2 separate regions of the Homo sapiens genome follow, and region 1 is linked to region 2. The links are chromatin contacts, found by Hi-C in ENCODE. All regions are on one chromosome and are shown on one strand. The core of a region is the stretch at or near the end of the contact, and the rest is flanking DNA. Distances in the headings are between cores, read along the strand shown.

Evidence for each region. Hi-C counts contacts between places; a loop is a spot of excess contacts on that map. Pooled maps may share reads with other maps.
Region 1: a map of PC-3 shows a loop between it and region 2 (5-fold over the local background). The contact joins the promoter of P4HA2-AS1 here to the enhancer-like site in region 2. A Hi-C loop is called at or near these places in 16 of 168 maps with a recorded cell type or tissue (GM12878, HCT116, IMR-90 and 11 more), 2 of 37 single-sample maps with no recorded cell type and 13 of 50 pooled maps.

What each region holds. Positions count from the first base shown.
Region 1 is chr5:132,183,143-132,187,156 of GRCh38, forward strand. It overlaps P4HA2-AS1 (P4HA2 antisense RNA 1), which reads left to right and starts at 1,734. Exons shown (of 3, transcript NR_047470.1): 1 at 1,734-1,945. RefSeq lists an enhancer at 1,396-1,897.
Region 2 is chr5:132,385,811-132,389,460 of GRCh38, forward strand. It overlaps SLC22A5 (solute carrier family 22 member 5), which reads left to right. Exons shown (of 10, transcript NM_003060.4): 5 at 1,215-1,341; 6 at 3,111-3,211. Among named protein-coding and RNA genes, the nearest start is that of MIR3936HG, 18 kb to the left of the region's middle. RefSeq lists enhancers at 1-137, 631-680, 821-1,030. Within about 2 kb of position 1,966, at least 28 of the 41 ENCODE cell types and tissues checked have a DNase peak (open chromatin) inside an H3K27ac peak, as active enhancers do; they include HCT116, IMR-90, PC-3 and 4 more, where a contact is called at or near this core.

The sequences.
Region 1 (4,014 bases), core at 484-2,983, 200 kb before region 2:
ATTGGAGTCAAAATGCCAAGTTTGGAAACTTAAGAGCAGTGCTGTGCCAAACTATATTGAAGCCTGAGGCAAAATGAAAAACGTATGCTTCTTACGTACGTTTTCGTGTTTTTGTTAATTTTTACACATTAAATTGGTTGACAATATTGAAAGTTGGTATATTAAAACTCATATTAAGTTTAAATATTTTATACCAATGACTTTAATGGAAGTAAACTGATCAATAAAATTGTCAAAATCTACTCTTCTTAAGTGACGATCTTAAATAATGTTCTTTTTTTTAGACGGAGTCTCGCTCTGTCGCCCAGGCTGGAGTGCAGTGGCGCAATCTCGGCTCACTGCAAGCTCCACCTCCCGGGTTCACGCCATTCTCCTGCCTCAGCCTCCCAAGCAGCTGGGACTACAGGCGCCCGCCACTACGCCCGGCTAATTTTTTGTATTTTCAGTAGAGACGGGGTTTCACCGCGTTAGCCAGGATGGTCTCAATCTCCTGACCTCCTGATCCGCCCACCTCACCCTCCCAAAGTGCTGGGATTACAGGCGTGAGCCACCGCGCCTCTTAAATAATTCTTAATTAACTTCAGGATTTTGCAGGATACCATGGTGCATTGGTCTGTTCTTGCATTGCCATAAAGAAATACCTGAAAATGGGTAATTTATAAAGAAAAGAGGTTTATTGGCTCATGGTTCTACAGGCTGTACAGGAAGTGTAGTGGCTTCCATTTCTGGAGAGGCCTCAGGAAACTATGAATCATGGCTAAAGGCAAAGGGGAAGCAAGCACATCTTACATGGCTGGAGAAGGAGCAAGAGCAAGAGAACGAGACAGTGAGAGAGACAGAGAGAGAGAGAGAGAGGAGGTGCTACATTTTCTTTTTGAGACAGGTCTCTGTCACCCAGGCTGGTGTGCAGTGACACAGTCTTGGCTCACTGCAGCCTCCACTTCCCGGGCTCAGGCAATTCTCCAACCTCAGCCTCCTGAGTAGCTGGGACTACAGGAGTGAGCCACTATGCCCAGTTAATTTTTGTAGTTTTTGTAGGGATGAGGTTTCACCATATTGCCTAGGCTGGTCTTGAACTCCTGAGCTCAAAGCAATCCGCCCGCCTCAGCCTCCCAAAGTGTATACACACTTTTAAACAACCGGATCTCACAATAACTCACTATCAAGAGAACAGCACCAAGGGAATGGTGCTAAACCATTCATGAAGGACCGCCTCCATTATATGATCTAATCACCGACTACCAGGCCCATGACCAACACTGAAGATTACAATTTGACATGAGATTTGGTGGGGACACAGATCCAAACTATATCACACTGTGACTGGTATTGTTTTAAAAAAATTATCAGGACCATTTTGAAATTTGGGTAAGGCTGCCCGAAGAAAAATTTGCAAATCCGTTTTAGAGGATACAAACATCATGATTTTATATTACAAATGTGAACAAAAGTTCCCTGGAAGAAAGAGACTTTATTCCAGTGAATAGTTTGCAAACTAGGGAGTCCAACACAGCCTTCAATGTAAAAGGAAGGTGCGGTCCAAAGAACAAAGGAAGGGTTCTAGCTTTATAGCAAAAGTTCCTGCCCTGGTTCCCAATCAGGTGCACTGATACAAATGAGATGGAAACACAGTTCTGATTGGTTGATACAACTGAGCAGCAAGGGAGGTGGGCTCTGATTGGCTGGTTCAGGTGAGCTCTGAAAGTTCCAAAGTTAAAGAGGTGTGGGTTTTCAGGGAACTCAAAATAGGTGTGTGGCCTCTAGTCACCAAATGGCTTCTTGGCTCTGCTTTAAATTTAGGCCCACTCAGCCACTTAAGATCCATCTTGAAGGACTGGCTCTTTCAGGGTCACATTTGTTCATGCAAACTATTGATATTGCATGCTATTTACCACTATTTCAGATGAAATTGCCACAGGATATAAATCATTGGACTATTTAAGAGGTAAGTCAAGGCCATGGCTGCTTTTTGTTAATCAGATGTATTCGTAGAAAATTTCTCCAAGTAAAAATACAAAAATACTTCATTTGATTTTTCATATCTCCATCTCTAGGACATCTGTAATCTCTTTAATTTCTATTCGACGAACACTTTTCCCACAATAATTGATATACTCATTCAGTAATTTGTATATTTCTGATTTTTCTTTAAGTATATTTATATCTCTTTTAAAGTTTTACATTAACGAAACATAACTTTAAGTTACTTTCTCTCATTTGTTATAAGCAAACGAATAGGCCTTTTCTTAAGCATGCAGCTTTGTATATAGTCTTTTTTTTCATAAACCTTTTTCTACTATATTTAGTTCAAAATGCCATGCCACATAGACAAGTTACATGAAAATTTGTAATCTGTTCACACAAAGATGGTTCCTATTTCAGGATATTGTATTTTGTCATTTTATGTTCTTTTAATATTTGACAAACATCTTTGTGTAAAGTACCTTGATCATATTTGACTTTGATGCCTCTCAGGATTTGTTTTTAATGTAGTTTTTAGAACAAGCATAACATTCCACTGCTCAATGAATTCATAAAAGATTATGTATCATTTGTACACACTAAAAAGGTTATATTTTAATTCATAGAAGCAGCATTTTTGCACAGATTATGAACTTATTTGGCATAACCATTTTGGGGGAAAATAATGGCTTTTCCACCCTTATATACACACCTGCTGTATTTGTCCAATTATATCCATGGCCTCAAAGATATTTTATGTCAATATCTTTTTTCAATTTATTAATAATTTCATAAGAGCCTATATCTCTTTTCTCAAAATAAAAAACTTCTAGTGTTATGACATTATTCTTATGCAAACATACTTAATAATCAGATACATTTGTTCATGATGGGCTATATCTGATGTACAAAGAGTAAGGAAAAGTATTTTGCTTTAGTCTCAATAGTATATCAGATCTAACATGATTTCCTAGTAGTTTTATGTGTTCTCCCAAAATTCATATGCTAAAGTCCTAACCCAATATGTGACTGTATTTGGCAACAGGGCATTAAAGACATAATTAAAGTAAAATGAGTTCATATGTGCAGGCTTTAATCCGATATGACATAGACAACACATAGACCAAGAGGTGACATAGACAACACACAGACCAAGCCAGGCAGTGAGGCCTCAGAAGAAACACAACCTGTTGACACCTTGATCCTAGACTTCTAGCCTCTGGAACAGTAAGAAAACAAATTCCTTTTGTTTGATCCACCCAGTGTGTGGTATTTTGTTATTGTAGCCCTATCAAATTATATACATTATAAATTCATTTTGAATTCTATTAGACAAATAAGACACAAATTCCTTTTTATGATTAGCTACATCAACATTATAGTGACTAATTCAACGAAATTAAGAAACATAACATTTGTGTTTTTCACTTTTAGAAGCAACTTACTATGGCTACTAAAATAATGTCCAAAGCATAACTGACCGGCAGTTGGGAGACAAAAGGGTATATGATACTTAATTCTATGTGTCAACTTGGCTAGACAATAGTGATCATTTGTTTGGTAAAATTCTAGTTTAGATCTTCATCTCACCATCTTAGTTTTAACCAAACAAAAAAATTTATGTTGCCAGGCAAACAAGAGAGGACTATACAAAATATAACTATCAAAAAATGGCAAAGGCAGGGGGAGGTACCATGGGAGATAGTGAATATAAACTAAATGATCATCTCTCAAATTTCTGAAGTGGAAAAATCAAGGAACAGCATTTTATAAGCATTTAATAGGCAGAAAAATTTAAAATAATTTGAAAAGGTTCCTCTAGGAAGGGGGACTAGGAGTTGGCAGTAAGGTGGGACAGCAACTATTTAGGGTAATTTCCTTTGTCCCTTATTTTTTAAGCCACGTGCATGTATTTTAAACTAGGATAGCACAGTAAACAAATTCCTGCTCATACTTCAAGACCCAGCTCCAACGGTGCCTACTGTAGTGCCAACTTCTTGGTTAAAGTAGACCTTCACTCTACTGTGCTCCTCAAGCACATTCTCTGTTACC
Region 2 (3,650 bases), core at 716-3,215:
TAGGCCCTAGTTCTGGCTGTGTGCTGCTGAAGCCTCATGCCACAGGCACTGGCACCAAAAGCAAGAGTCCTCAGGGTAGCCACATGGAGGAAGCCAGGCTCCTTCTGCACCACCAAGGTAGAGGAGTTGAACAGGCAGAGAAGAGGCCATTCCAGACCAAGAGGGGAACACTGCAGAGGTGCTAAGGTGGGAATCACCCCTTGCAGGTGGAGAAGGTGAGATCACCAGCCCAAGTGGAGCAGAGAGCATTTCAGGGCATAGTGGGAGAGTAAGCCGCACATCATGGGGCCCAGTCATGACCGAGGGTGGGGGGCGGCTACCTGGTCCCAGCAAGGTGGAAAATAATATCCATAGAGCACTCAAGTGCCTTGATAAACATGCTAATTTTTTTCCTTTTTTTCTTTTCTTTTTCTTTTCTTTTTTTTTCTTTTTTTTTTCTCAGACAAAGTCTCTGTTGCCCAGGCTGTAGTGCAGTGGCGTGATTTCCACTTACTGCAACCTCCGCCTCCCCAGTTCAAGCGATTCTCATGTCTCAGCCTCCCGAGTAGCTGGGACTACAGGTGCCTGCCACCACACTTGGCTAATTTTTTTTGTATTTCTTTGGAGAGACGGGTTTCACTGCGTTGGCCAGGCTGGTCTGGAACTCCTAGCCTCAAATGATCCACCGGCCTTGGCCTCCTAAAGTGCTGGGATTATAGGAGTGAACCACTGCACCTGGCCAAACATGCTATTTTAGGTAGAGTATCTGACTAATCTGTTGGATAAATCAGGGGTAGGGTGAGGAGAGAAGAGAAGCTAAAAGGCCAGTGCAGAAGCTTCTGTTGGTGCCGGGGACAGGGAGGAGAGTGTAGCAGGGCCTGGGCTGACATAGACATGCACAGAAGCCAGGCTTCCGGAGCCCATCTTGCACCCATCTCCTCAGCCCAGCAGATGGCAACACTGCTCTTCAGAAATGGAGGTGGCCAGCCAGCATGGGGATGCCGTCAGGGGGTGCAGGGCTCTCCCATTTTTGTGCGGTGTGGGGTACACATAAGCTCATCCACCCCAGGTTATTGCTGCGTGTGGATCAGCTCTTTGCTTCTGGCTTGTGATCACCAAACATTCCACAAGCTCTGGTTCTGCAACCTTATTCCCACCTATGGCTGTGCTCTACCTGGTCTGTGGGTCTGCTGTTGGCAGGGAGGCCTCACTGAGATTGGACCTTGTACTGCCAGGTTCATCCCTGAGTCCCCCCGATGGCTCATCTCTCAGGGACGATTTGAAGAGGCAGAGGTGATCATCCGCAAGGCTGCCAAAGCCAATGGGATTGTTGTGCCTTCCACTATCTTTGACCCGAGTGAGGTAAGCACCATGTGGGTGTGGGTGAGAGGGACAGACTGACCGTGATTTGAGAGCAGCAGCACCCAGCCCTGAAGTCCTCCCTGCTCACAGCAGCCCAGCCCTCTCTCCGCCCAAGCCCCAACTGCCCATTCCCCCCATCCCCCCACTCCCCACCCCCACACGGGCCCTGTTAACACTCAGAAGTTGAGGAATAGGTTACAGCTGCCTCACTCTTTTCACCACGGGTTTCAGATTTTCATTTTTTACTTCCTTTCTAGGCAATCATATATTTTAACCATTACTTCTAACAATAAATACTCTTTTTGAGTAATAGGCCTTTCATAAAGTCAGCATTTGGGAAAATCATTGTTTCTTATACCTAAGGTGGCTTGTCACCTTACAAAGCTAACCCCAAACGTAAAATGTAAAGCACAAATAGATTTGGAGTTAGAAGTATTTCATCTCTTGAGTATTAGCAATTATTCATTAAAAAGAAAAAAAAAGTGTTTAGTCTCTTTCTGCCCTCCAATGGTTAATTATTGCATATCATCTTGGAGTCAGGTCCTTTTTGATGTCCACCTCTTCCCCCTACCCCACCCCTCCCGTCAGCCCTGTTCTCACACACCATGACTCATTTCTTGGCTCTACCTAGTTCCTGGTTCTTGCTTTTCCTTCCCGTTCCCTCTCCTACCATCTCTGTAGCAGGCAGTTTTCCTTGGTCTCGTGACTATGAGAGGTTAGAAGCTGTAAATGCTGCCTGGTGGGGTTCTGGAATGTGTCTGTGGTCTGACTGGAAGATGAGGGGTTGGGTGTGGGAACAGCCACAAGCAGCCCTGCTGAAGTGTGAGAGGCAGGCATGGTTGGGCTTGGAAAAGAGGGAACAGTTATTGTAGACAGCGGAGGCCAATGGCCACTGCCAGCCCTGCAGACTTCCCAGTGAGTGGTGGCCCAGCAGCCACTGTCAGCATGCACCAGAAAGGGGTCCTGTGCGCAAAGGTCAGGCAGGAGTGTGGCAGAGGGCTTTTAAGTTAGGTGGTTTTGGGGGCTTTTAAGTGAGGGGTCAATCTGGGTGAATGCATAAGCCCCACTGGCATCTTTGAGGAAATGAGGCTATTTCAGGGGATACTTTCAGTCCAAAGTTGACCTTTTGTTGAACTTCTAACTCTGGAAAAACAAGCTCCAAACCTGGGTTTGCTTAAGAAAGCAACATCAGTGTGTTTAGACGTGTGGTTTATTAATGGCCTTGGCTGTGCTGAATTTCATAGGAAGTCACTCTGGGTGAAGCTCAGGTCAATTTTCCTGTTTTTCTATTTGAATTCTTTTTCCCTGGAAGCACACCAGTAACTACATAGTATAAGGACTCAAAACATTAACTTTTAAAAAATATCAGACCAATAAACCACACAGCCAGGTACTCTCTCTGACCCAGAGGGCAGGGAGCCAGGCTTCGGGAGGAATACTTAGAGGCCTCCTTGGAATGTGGCCACCGACAGGAATATGTGGGGGTGCAGTGAGGAAGCTGTCAGCCTGGGCCTCTGTCTTCCTGTACCCTTGAGGGACTGGTCACTTACTTTTCCTCATTTTCATTCACTCTGATTTGTTACTGACAAGGCCTAGGGAAGTTTTCACAGCCTAAAACACAGTCAGTATACTTACTGTTCTTAGAAACGTAACACTCCCCGACGCTGAGATGCAGACAGCTAAGATGCCAGGGATTCAAGTATGTTATTGTGTGCTCTGAGTCTCTGACCACCTCTTCTTCCCATACACTTATGATGTTGTTCCTGCAGTTACAAGACCTAAGTTCCAAGAAGCAGCAGTCCCACAACATTCTGGATCTGCTTCGAACCTGGAATATCCGGATGGTCACCATCATGTCCATAATGCTGTGGTATGTAAAAGAGACCTGCCTGAGGCTTCCAGACAAAGCTTCTTGAAGTGGCCATTGGGCCTCTTGTTTACAGACATGCCTCAGACAAAATTCAAAGCCTATGTCATCAGAGAGTGAAAAGGATATGTCTTGTGTTAGATGGAAAAAATGGGCATGTCACAATTCTTAATGGGATGGAACCTCAGAAAAGGAGAATGAAAACAATTGTGGAGGCTGTTGTGGGAAATATGGACTCTTGTGGGGAATCTCTCCAGATCTTAAGATGAATCCTTGCCCAATTTGGGTCATTTAGTTCCCGTCTCCTACCCAGTTACCGACAGTGGCTGAGGAGGCCAGGTAGGGCTTTTAAGAAGGATCTGAGTGAAGACACCATGTCCTGTAGGCTGCAGAGGCTGCCAGTTACTTTCTGGAAATGTGGAAGTGGGATGTGCTCCTCCTG